Linked DNA regions of Mus musculus: region 1 is linked to region 2. Evidence: chromatin loops called from intact Hi-C (ENCODE). Cell type or tissue: heart. All regions are shown on one strand. Links, peaks and the distances in the headings refer to the core of each region. The heading gives the core; the rest is flanking DNA.

Region 1 (5,381 bases), core at 245-5,244, 210 kb after region 2:
AAGATGCATATGTGGCATGCTTAGGGCAAGCCCACTGGTGCATCAAATGTTCAGACAGTGGTCCTGCTGTCGTTTGCACCTCCTGCACATGGGTCTCTCATCTGATAATCCATGTATTGTACTATGCAGCAGAATAATCAGAACTTGACAAGTGCAGGTCTATCTGTCTCACTACCTGGAATAGGCAGACTTCCACAGGGGACCAAGTAAGTAGAGAAAACCCTGATACGTATTCTCGGATGCTGGAGAAATTTATAACCTCAGAGACCTTTAGCAAAAAATACATTACATTCTCTAAAATTACAAGAAATATCCATTGCTGAAGTCGCAAGTGAGCTTTGGCCTCCTTAAAGTAAGATCGTGGTGCCTGAGCAAGGGAGATGGTCTGCCAGTTGATTTCTCTGTTCCCCCAGTAAGTGTGGAGATTTCCCAGGCAGCCACCTCTTTGTAAGAAGCCGAGTTCCCTGCAAAAAAAAATGACTAATATTTACTGAGTGCTTGCCAGAGTAAAGTCACCTTTCAGATGCTTTTTCTACTTTCCCGCTGTATTTTCATGGCTGTTATTATTATTTCATTTTATAGATGAAAGAAATAGAGGGTTGTCCAAATCCAACTAATCAAATTAAGTTTGATTTCCTGTCCCATCAACTATTGTCCAATTCCAAAGCCTAATGCCCTCACTTAGAGCAACACTAGATTTTAAAGTCATGACATCAGCCCCATGCCACATACCTATATCACATGACCCTCCCTTAAAGTGACATGATGTGACCTAGATGGCAGCTGTTGTCCTTGCCAGGGCAAAAACTCAGGGAGCCAGATGTTATTAATTAAATTTAATTTATTATAGCATAAGTAATTTTTATTATTTAATTTGTTATTATTATTCTGGAGTCAAATATTAGTAAGTATGGCCTAAGGAACAGGAATTAAGGTTGCCTGAAATGCCACATTTTAACGTGGAATTTCATTTCGTAAGATTTTCTATTAACAGAATACAATAAAGTAATAAAACGAAGTATTTTAAGAATACATTGGCAGAAACATCAGGAAGGCAGGCTAAAACTAAATAGGAAAGCCTCTGCTGTAGGCATCAGATGCTATTTGATGAGGTTCTTTGACTTCTTATTTCAGGAAGCCAGGAATCTGTTTGGGGTTTACCTAATAGTCATGAGAATGCAAACGCATAGTTGCTAAGGTAACTACAGCTATCATGAGGTAATTTGACTCTGATCCTACAACACTCCAGCTCTCCACAATCAGAGAAGTGAGAGCCCATGAACACTCTCCTTCAAAGATGTCATTTTGTGTATTTCTAAGCTTTTTCAAAAATGTGATCTTTGTTTACAATAGTTTGAGGCCTCTTTTCTTGGTTTAGATCAAGCTTTTAATCAATAAAATACAGACAGAGGTTTTAGCATTACAAAGAAAAATGTTTTTTAAATGTATGTATTCTTATTGCATGTGTATGAGTGTTTTTCATATATACATATCACATATATATATGAAGCTATGTGTGTATGTATATATGTATGTGTGTGTGTGTGTGTGTGTGTGTGTGTGTGTGTGTGTGTGTGTGTGTGTGTGTGTGTGTTTCACATTCATACATCGTACTTATGAAGGCGTTGAGTCCCCTGGAACTGAAGCTACAGGCAGTTGTAAGTCACTGTGTGGCTTTTGGGATCTTCTACAACACCAAATGTTTCAACCACTGAACCATCTCTCCAGCGCCCAATCAACAGATTATGTTATAGTTAATTATTCTGTGAACTCAAGCAGGTACAATCCCATTTGAATACTTAAAAAAAAAAACCACACATTTTGACTACTCCCCAATCTTAAATACTCTCTCAGACATTTCGTATTCAGCTGGGTGAAGTGGAATCCAATTGTAATATCAGCATGTGGAAGCTGAGACAAAAGGATTTTGTCTGGTAGCCAGCCTCGAGTATAGAACCGAGCCATTCTCAGAAACAAAGGGCTGTTGAGATAGCTCAGCAGGGAAAAGTACTTGCTGCCAAGGCTGGTGGCCAGCATTGAATCCCTGGGTCCTACATGGTTGAAAGAAAGCTGACTCCCACAAATTATCCTCTGACCTGTACATGTTTGCTGTGGCATGTGTGCACATGTTCACATACACAAATAAAGTAACACATAAAGTCATACAAAGAAGGAAGCAAAACAATGCATGTTTATTTCCACTACTTTCTAAATCCAATGCAAATCTTTATTATGATGAACAAAGGCTGTGTTCTCCCTAGAGTGTGTTGGACTGTACATTATCAAAAAATATAACTCACCCTGCTCAAGGGACAGGAGCCTCCATCTTCTGCTGCAAGCAGAATAAAATAGGGGATTTCCAGAATTGTGTCATTCTGAGTCAAAGCACCCTTTTCCAGGACTCAGGCCGTGTCTGCTTTGCTGCTCTGTAATTCTTGGCCTCTGCCCCAGCTTTGGGTCCAAGATAGCTGTTGATGCAAACCCAGACATGTCACATCCCACTGTACAGAGACTAATAAGTAACTACTTCCTCCATGTACCTTTAACTTTTTCCCCTTATTTTTATAGTGCAGAGGACCTGACTATCTTCCCATCTTGCTTTGTAGTTTTGTCTAAAGACTGCTTTGTGGGTTGTTTTTGTTTTTGTTTTTGTTTTTTTTCTCCTGTAAGTTGTTTACTTGAGGATGGAGTCTTTTTCTTAGTCACTGGTCTGAAGCAATCATGTGAAGCCTTTTCTCTTTGCAGGATCAGGAAGGGCATGAAATATGCATTTGGACAGTGAAATAGGAGGAGGAATAGCAAGTGAGGGCACAGAGAGAGGTGTCTGCTGTGACTTTGCAATGAGAAGGGCATCCCACCGTGGCGAGCAATATGGATGCAGCTCGGTGATGTGATCGCAAGGGAAGCAAGGCTGACACAGAAAGGAGAATATTGCCAAAATAATTTGGATTTAAGGTACACCACGTGATATTTGTTGATGGGATTTGAGAAGGGCTGGGTCTGGAGGGGTTGTTTTGTGGGTTTGATTTTATTGGATTAGATTTTTGAGACAAGCTCTTACCATGCAGTTCATGCTGTCCTTGATTCTCCCGCCTTAGCCTTCTGTTTATTAGGACTACAGTCATGCACTGTCATACCTAGACGCAACACGGTTAATTTTTGTTCTTGTTTTTATTGGAGGTGGTGGTGGTGGTTGTTTTGTTGTTGTGGTGGTTGTTAGAAAGTGCCTCACTATGCAGCCCTAGCTGGCCTGGAATTTACCTTGTAAAACAAGCTGCACTTGAACTCACAGAGACATGCCTGTTTCTGCCTCCCAAGTGTTTGGCTTAAAGGAATGCATCACCATGTGCACCTGATGTCTGGTTGAATATATTTTCTGTGAAGTTATTACTAAAAGCAAGCAAATTAGCATATTCACTGCCTCAGTTTTTAGTGTGAAGGTGCAAATGTGTGTACATGTATGTGCGTGACCACAGGGCCCTGTGCGAGCAATGAGAACACCTGACCTCTACTTTTGTTTTTGACAAATCTCACATTACAAACATTGTTATAGACTATAATAGTCACTGTATTCTATATCTGGTCACCCATACTTATTCAGTTTATGCCTGAAAGTTCAGCCCTTGTGATTAACACCTCCAAACTTTCCCCCAGCCCTGACCCCTCAAGCATGATTCCACCCTCTGCTTCTGAGTCTGACATTTTTGTCTTTTCATATAAATGAGATCATGCAACACATGCCCTCTGTGTCAGCCCTGTTCCTGCCATCATGTCCTCTAGACTCCTCTGTGTCACTGCCCATGACAGGATGCCCTTCTCATTATAAAGCTTTGGAGACATCTGTCCCTGCTGCCCCCAACTACTATCCCTTCTCTTGTCTCATTGTCCAAATGCATATTTCATGCCCTTCCTGAACCTGCCACTAGCAAGGAGAAAGGAATATGCATGGTTGCCTCAGACCAGTGACGCTCTTCCAGGCAGCTGAGGAACAAACTTCTTCCCTCAAGTATATAAGCTTATAAGAAATAATAGATAGATAGATAGATAGATAGATAGATAGATAGATAGATAGATAAGGTAAAGATGAAACTGCAAATAAAGACAGAAGGTCTTTGGACTGTCTATAGTTGCCCTATGGTGACTATTATAAAGACCACTGAGAGATTGAACAACGGTCCGGAATTAAAAGACATTAAAAGACATCTTTGGGGAGTGGGTGGGTAGGGGAGTTGGGGGAGGGTATGGGGGACTTTTGGGATAGCATTTGAAATGTAAATAAAGAAAATACCTAATAAAAATATATATGTATATTAATATATATATATATAAAGTTCCGACTCCATATCTTGAAATTAAAAAAAAAAAAGAAAGACATCTTTGGATATTCAGATTCTAAATCCCAGAGAATTTCTTTAAAATCAGCCAAATTACTTTATGGCTACAGCACAAAGAAGTCCCCATAACAATTAAAATGAGAGGCCATGATTCAGGTGAGATTAAAAGGTTATAGAGAATAAAAAATGATTCGCCAATTTAAATGGGGTGGAGAGGAGCTATCCTAAGGACAAGGTAGAGCTCACAAAGCCAAATTCTGAATTACAGCATCAGATATCTATAAACTGGAGTGGACTTTAGGCACTGGAGAACATTTTGGCAAGCTTACTCTCTGGGCTCTCTTCCTGGCTTAGGAAGAGCAGTGAACCCTGACCCCATGATCCCAGCCCCCTTCTTTAACAGCCCTCAAGCACTGAGAGATGACTTCCCAAAGTAAAGTGCGATGTGTAGTAGAAAAACTTGGGAGCTAGGTGGCCGCACAAGGAGATTGCATCACAGATGCCCTTGTCTAAGAGGGCAGATTGTGACTCAGCAGACCCACCCACTGGACTGAAGAAGATGAGGGTGTCATGGATGGTCTGGCTCTGAATGAGTGCCAGGAGCTGAGCAACCAGTTTCAAGTAGATACTGCTGATCCTCAGAATACCCATACACACTTCCAGTTACCCCGAGGCATTTTATTGGAGATCTGTTTGCAATCAACTGGACTTACTCCATCTGAAATGAGTGAACAGTGGCACTCTGTCTTTTGGGTCATTCTTCTGCATGCCATGGAAAAGCAGAGTTCCAAAGATCTTGTTAACCCTTGCCTGTATGAAAGGGATTATAAAATCAATCATTCGCTCAAAGAATCAGTAAGGCAAATGAAATGTTTACAATCCCGCTAAGATATCCCCACATCCCAGGTAATAAGATAGAAACTGAAAGTTAACACTGTGACCTGTCTATAAAGTGCTTAAGTGGATCAATCAAGTGCCTATCATTCGGAGCCAGCCAGTGGCAGACATGTATAACTAGTCTGGTAACCATAGCAACCCTCTGTACAT
Region 2 (5,381 bases), core at 309-5,308:
TGAGAGTGGCCTGAAAAGGTACAAGGCATGTGAAAATAGAAAATAAAACCCCACTAGACTCCCCAAGCCAATGCTCATTTTTTTCCAATGCTGCAGTACAAAAATACACCACTCAAGGCTAATTTTGTAGAGGTGCTTTGCAGCTTAAATATTGAAATCCTGTCAGACCAGGAAACTAATTCACTCAATTTATATTTTCAGTTTTTACTGTCTGTATCCCTTTTTTTGCATTACTACAATTTCAAGAAAACAGCTTTGTTCGCAATAGGTGTACACCAGGAAAAAAAAAAGAAAGCAAAGAAACCCCACACATTCAAATTTCCATCATTTTGGAAAGTAGACAGTGAATTGAACAGTTTTTGTATAATGAGATATTCAGGGCAACAGAGCACACGCGCGCGCGCGCGCGCGCGCGCGTGTGTGTGTGTGTGTGTGTGTGTGTGTGTGTGTGTGTGTGTGTGTGTGTGTGTGTACAAAGACACAGAATGTGATAGAAAAGAAACAAAAGAACAAAAATTTGGTAGGTATGTGGATTTTGATTTGAAATCCAAAAGCAGGTGTTATGGTTTAAATAGGAAATGTCCCCTCCCCCATCCCCCAGGACATTTGGGAGCAGGACTGGCAGCTCTTAGGTTTCTGGGAAGTGATTGTATCCAGAGGGCTCTGGCCTCAGGGATAGATTAATTCCCCTGATGGGATGTGGTTAATTCCCCTAGTCGAATCTGGTAGTGTGATTGGGAGGGCTGGAAAGGTTAGACATGGGATTTAGCGGCTGGTGGGTGGGTGGGTGTAAGGGGCATGCATAGGAAATGTGAATCCCAGGTCCTTTATCTTTCATTTCTACCTGCTGACTTCCATAAGGCAAACTGCCTTTTCCATCAGACACTCTATCTACCCTGATTTCTGCCTCACGTCAAGCCCCCAACAAGGTAGGGCAGCTAATCACAGGCTCTGCACCTTTGGAAGCTTTAAGCCCCAGCGAATCTTTGCTTCTTCAAAGTAGTTCTCTTGTAGATTTGTCACAATGACAAAAATGTAGCTAGCACAAAGGGTCATACTACTGATGGCCGGCGTCGTGATTATCTCAGTGGGATTATTAACTAGTGAAAGGTGCTGGAAAAATTGCATTTCTTGGTGGGTAGTGGTTACAGAAATAGATACTTTTATAAAATGTGCTGTGACAGCTTCCATTTTCCTCTCAGAACTATTAAGAGCTGTCAGCTGCCATCACCAGATCCCTGGAATCTCAGAAGGGATAAGTGCCTAGAGAAAGAAAGGAGACATGGACATGGGCTTGCGGAAGCAGAATAGCCAACTGCCATGGGTAAAACCCACCAGAATAGCTGAGCTGAGGGTATCTGTGCACTGGTGGCTGGAGAAGCTCCCATGTGTCACAAATGTGGGAAAAGGGAAGAGCAAATGCTTGTTGGCTTTTCTGTCACGAATTACACTAGGAACTGTGAGGGAAGAGGTAGAGGGGCTCGAGCAAGCTCTCATAAAACCTGGAGTAGACTGACAGGGAGCATCAGTACAGACTGGTGAGTGGCCTGCCTCCTCTCTTCCCCTAGGAACAAAGCATTTGTGCATGTGGGAAAAAGCAAAGGACATCCAGTTCCTTGACAGCCCTAGGAAAACTCACTGACATTGGAAAAGGGAACAGAAATCATATCCCTACTTCTGTAAGAAGGAAGAATGATGACCTAAGAACCACTCAGAGTGAGGGGCAGATATTCTGAAATCCATAACTTGTAACAAGAGGTTGGTGTGTGAAGATGGCTGTCTGTCTGTCTGTTTGCCTGTCTGTCTGTTTTTAATCAGAGTATCAGAGAAGCCATCCCTTAGCTCTTCTACTGCCAACCAGGCACAGTGGGACCTTGTAGACCACTTTGAGCAAAGGAGGCTCACTTGCACAAAGTACAATCTGTCTGGGGACAACTCTGTAAGAACTGGAGGTGGACCAAGCCTTCAGTGCTTGAAGATGGCTCTCAAACTACTCCAGATGCCACCCTCCAGGCCTTCTGGGCCCTGGAACAGTCACTGAGGTGCTTCCATTCGGGGTGGGGAGTTGGGGGTTGGGGTGTAATAGTCATACTCTGCCATCTATCAATCTAGCGGAAGGTTGGAAGCACCCTTTCCCTTATAACAGCAACAATAACACTGAACACATATGTCAGTTCCTGACTTATGTTTAACCCTTTGCAACTGCTGAACTCAGAGTAGACACTGGACACTGTATCTGAGGCAAGGGTGCCATCTGGAGGACAGAGGAGACAGGAACACTTGTTCCCAGGAGTGGACCCTGTTGGGTTGAGTCAGGCATTCACAAATTTGGGTGTTCTGTGTGAGCTGGAGTGGTGATTGAAACATCTTGGGGGGGGGGCAGTGAGGAGGGGTTGGGGGAGGACAGAAGCTAAGTAGATCACCTGCCCTGCAAGCTCCTTCCCCAGGTCATAAACCCCAAAGTGTGTTCACCAAAACCAACACAAAACAAAAGTCTGAGCTTGGAAATTTACATTGCAATGCAGACCAATGGACAAGGAGCAGCATCCGTCAGAAGTGCACTGAATACTGCTGCGGTTCTCTGCCTGTTCTTCTGTAGAGTAAACCCTTACTCTAGAGTGTGTTGTGTGTTTGTGTGTGTGTGTGTGTGTGTGTGTGTGTGTGTGTGTGTGTGTGTGTGTGTGTGTGTGTTGTGTGGGGGTAGGAGGAGTAGGGGGAAGTGATTAAAAACTCTCACCTGAGAGGATTGAGTTAAAAAAAAAAACAGGACAAATCAACCTGTTTATGAGGAGAAGCAGGGATTATGGGAACATATACTGGGTTCAAAACCCTACCTTCTAAGTAGGAGGAAGCACAAGAGATCTGCGAATTTCAGAGACTGTGGTAGTTCTAATGGTTTACATGAGAGTAGCCACCGTAGGCTCATGAGATTGAATACTTTGTTCCCAGTTAATGGAACTGTTTGGGAAGAATTAGAAGGCATGGCCTTGTAGAAAGAGATGTGTTACTGTGGGTGGGCTTGAGGCTTTAAAAGCCAGTACCAGGCTCTCTGTCTCTGTCTCTGTCTCTGTCTCTGTCTCTGTCTCTGTCTCTCTCTCTCTCTCTGTCTCTCTCTGTCTCTCTCTCTGTCTCTCTCTGTCTCTCTCTCTCTGTCTCTCTCTCTTCTACTGTTGCATCAGAATTAAGCTCTCAGCCTGGCTGTTCCCACCATGATGATTATGGAAAAACCCTCTGAAATTGTCATCCCTCAGTTAAATGTGTCTTCCATCGATTGCCTTAGTCATGGTGTTTTGTTGTGGCAAGAGAACAGTAACTAAGACAGACACTTTTTTTTAGGATGACTCCACCAGTGAGCTCAAGTGTAAGACTCTTCTGGAGGCAGTCCTGGCTTTAGTAGAGTGCAGCCCAGGTCTGCTTCTGCCCTTGGGCTATCCATGCACTGTTACATAACTGGTGTACTTAAGAAAGGAAGCTTATCTGGGTGAGTGGGTTCATAGGATCTCAGAGGTTGTGAATGCAGGAGGAATAGCCTTCTCTGGAGATAATTTTCAATGAAACAGCCCCCCTTTACTGGGGGTAAGAAGGCGTATATAAACCTTGGGGAATAGATAGAGGTTTTAGGGGTGAGTGCACATTATTGGCTGGTAATGCTTCATTTGCATGAAAAGGAATTCCAGGTGCTTTTTGGACATATCTTTGTAGGGAGAGAGGACGTTTAACCTTTAATTTGGCCACCAGGCTACATGACTATCTCAGGGGTGGTGAAAGTGAGAGTGTAAGGCTTAGATGCACTGGGACATGCAGACCCAGAGCAAGGAGGAAGCAGTTATACTCCTGCTAGTCTCAGGATAGATGTGGAGGTTTGGATATGTCTCAACCCTGCTCTTGCTTTGGAATGACTGGGCTAGTAGCAGGGCTTTCTGGTCTCACAGTGTAAGGAGCCAGAAAGATGCAAAGATTCACATGTTTGTAGTCTCTAGCCACATGCCAGCCACACTGGACTTTCTCTAGCTCATCTCTAACTCTAACTGAGCTCTGCCAGGAGTCCAGTAACTCTGTAAGAGTGGCTCAGGTTAGTCATATGCCTCAGCGCTCTGATGCGTTTAAAACAGCAACAATAACAACGGCAACAACTATCACCATTCTGATGTCACAACTGAAGTAGCTGTGAGTGACAACGTAGACTTCAAACAAAAGTCTATTCTGCCGAAATATTTGACTTTCAAAGAAAGCATTTCAAACCTAATCAATGCACTAACTCAGAGAGTTTCAAAACATATGAAGAAAAACACCAAAACAACTTAGACATGCAGGATCTATTGCTGTGGCTGTCCTCTGGAGTCCCCAGGGAGACTTCTGTGATACCTGTGCATCAGCCACCTTCCCCTAACCAATACTTCCTGAAGCCCTTCCCAGACCAATATACTACATTTAGTCCAGTTGAGTGGAGTGTACTCATGAAGATACTGCATGCACCATAGAAGAAGAATCCGAAGAAGTGTAAAATAATAGAATTATATGACATGTACTCTTGGATCCTGAAAGACATAAACTGAAAATCAATAACAGATACTTAGGGAATTCCCTATTCTTTCTTCACGTATCAATAAAGGGTCATTAAGGAAGAAAAATGCTGTCTAATCAAAATATTAGAATCTCTGGTCTGGTGGAGACCTAACATTCCAGTTAGGCTAGGTCAATTTCCTGGCCAAGGGAACTAACCCAAGAAAGGATGGCTCAGTTTAAGCCATATGCTTCTGATATAGCAGAATAATGATTTCTTGAATGTGATATTATACTTCTCTGCCCCTAGGGCAGCTTACCAGACCTCAGGTGTGCTAGCTGCACACCTACCCACTCCTCTAAACTATTCAGAAAAGTGTAACTTCTCTATCTTCCCTTTTTCTCTCTTTGCTGAGCCTGCCTTTCCTAACACTGTGGGGTTTTCTGACATTTCAGACTCACTTGCTCTTCTAATCTTCCCTTCTTTGTCATGCCCCTGCTTGTTTGTCATTGTTTGATGTTTGACCTCCAGGTTTGTCTTTCCCCGCTTCTCCTCTCTTGTAAGCACCTGCTCAAGTTCATAGATTATCTGCCCTGACGGATTTTTTTTAACTCTAATAAAATTATACTCAACCCATTCTTAGATCTTTTTTTATTATTGACACTAGGAACCCCAAGAGGTGACCCCAATTTCCCTTGCATCATCTGATGACTACAGAGAGACCCCAAGAGTCCAGTAACAACATTTAGAAAATAAACACATTTCCCTGGGCCCTGGAGTACTTTTCAACCATAAAAAGGAATCATTGCTCGCATTGCTACAATTCATTAAAACTTTACATTAAGTGAAAGAAACCAGACCCAAAAGACTACATATT

The links. Peaks named below come from ENCODE experiments on the same cell type or tissue, not always from the same donor. Only the 100,000 strongest peaks of a DNase experiment are listed, where the experiment ranks them.
Region 1: a loop joins it to region 2, with 2.1 times the contacts of the local background. A loop is called at or near these places in 2 of 42 quality-filtered maps.

What each region holds. Positions count from the first base shown.
Region 1 is chr7:39,864,287-39,869,667 of GRCm38, reverse strand. Gm34052 (a long non-coding RNA gene) reads right to left here. Exons shown (of 4, transcript XR_391385.2): 2 at 5,048-5,144; 3 at 2,301-2,468; 4 at 1-464. Among named protein-coding and RNA genes, the nearest start is that of Gm34052, 3.5 kb to the right of the region's middle. In heart, for the core only: no CTCF peak of the experiment used is centred there; a DNase peak (open chromatin) is centred at 2,447.
Region 2 is chr7:40,069,555-40,074,935 of GRCm38, reverse strand. No RefSeq gene overlaps it. Among named protein-coding and RNA genes, the nearest start is that of Gm34052, 210 kb to the right of the region's middle. In heart, for the core only: a CTCF peak has its summit at 2,259 (motif pointing left); no DNase peak of the experiment used is centred there.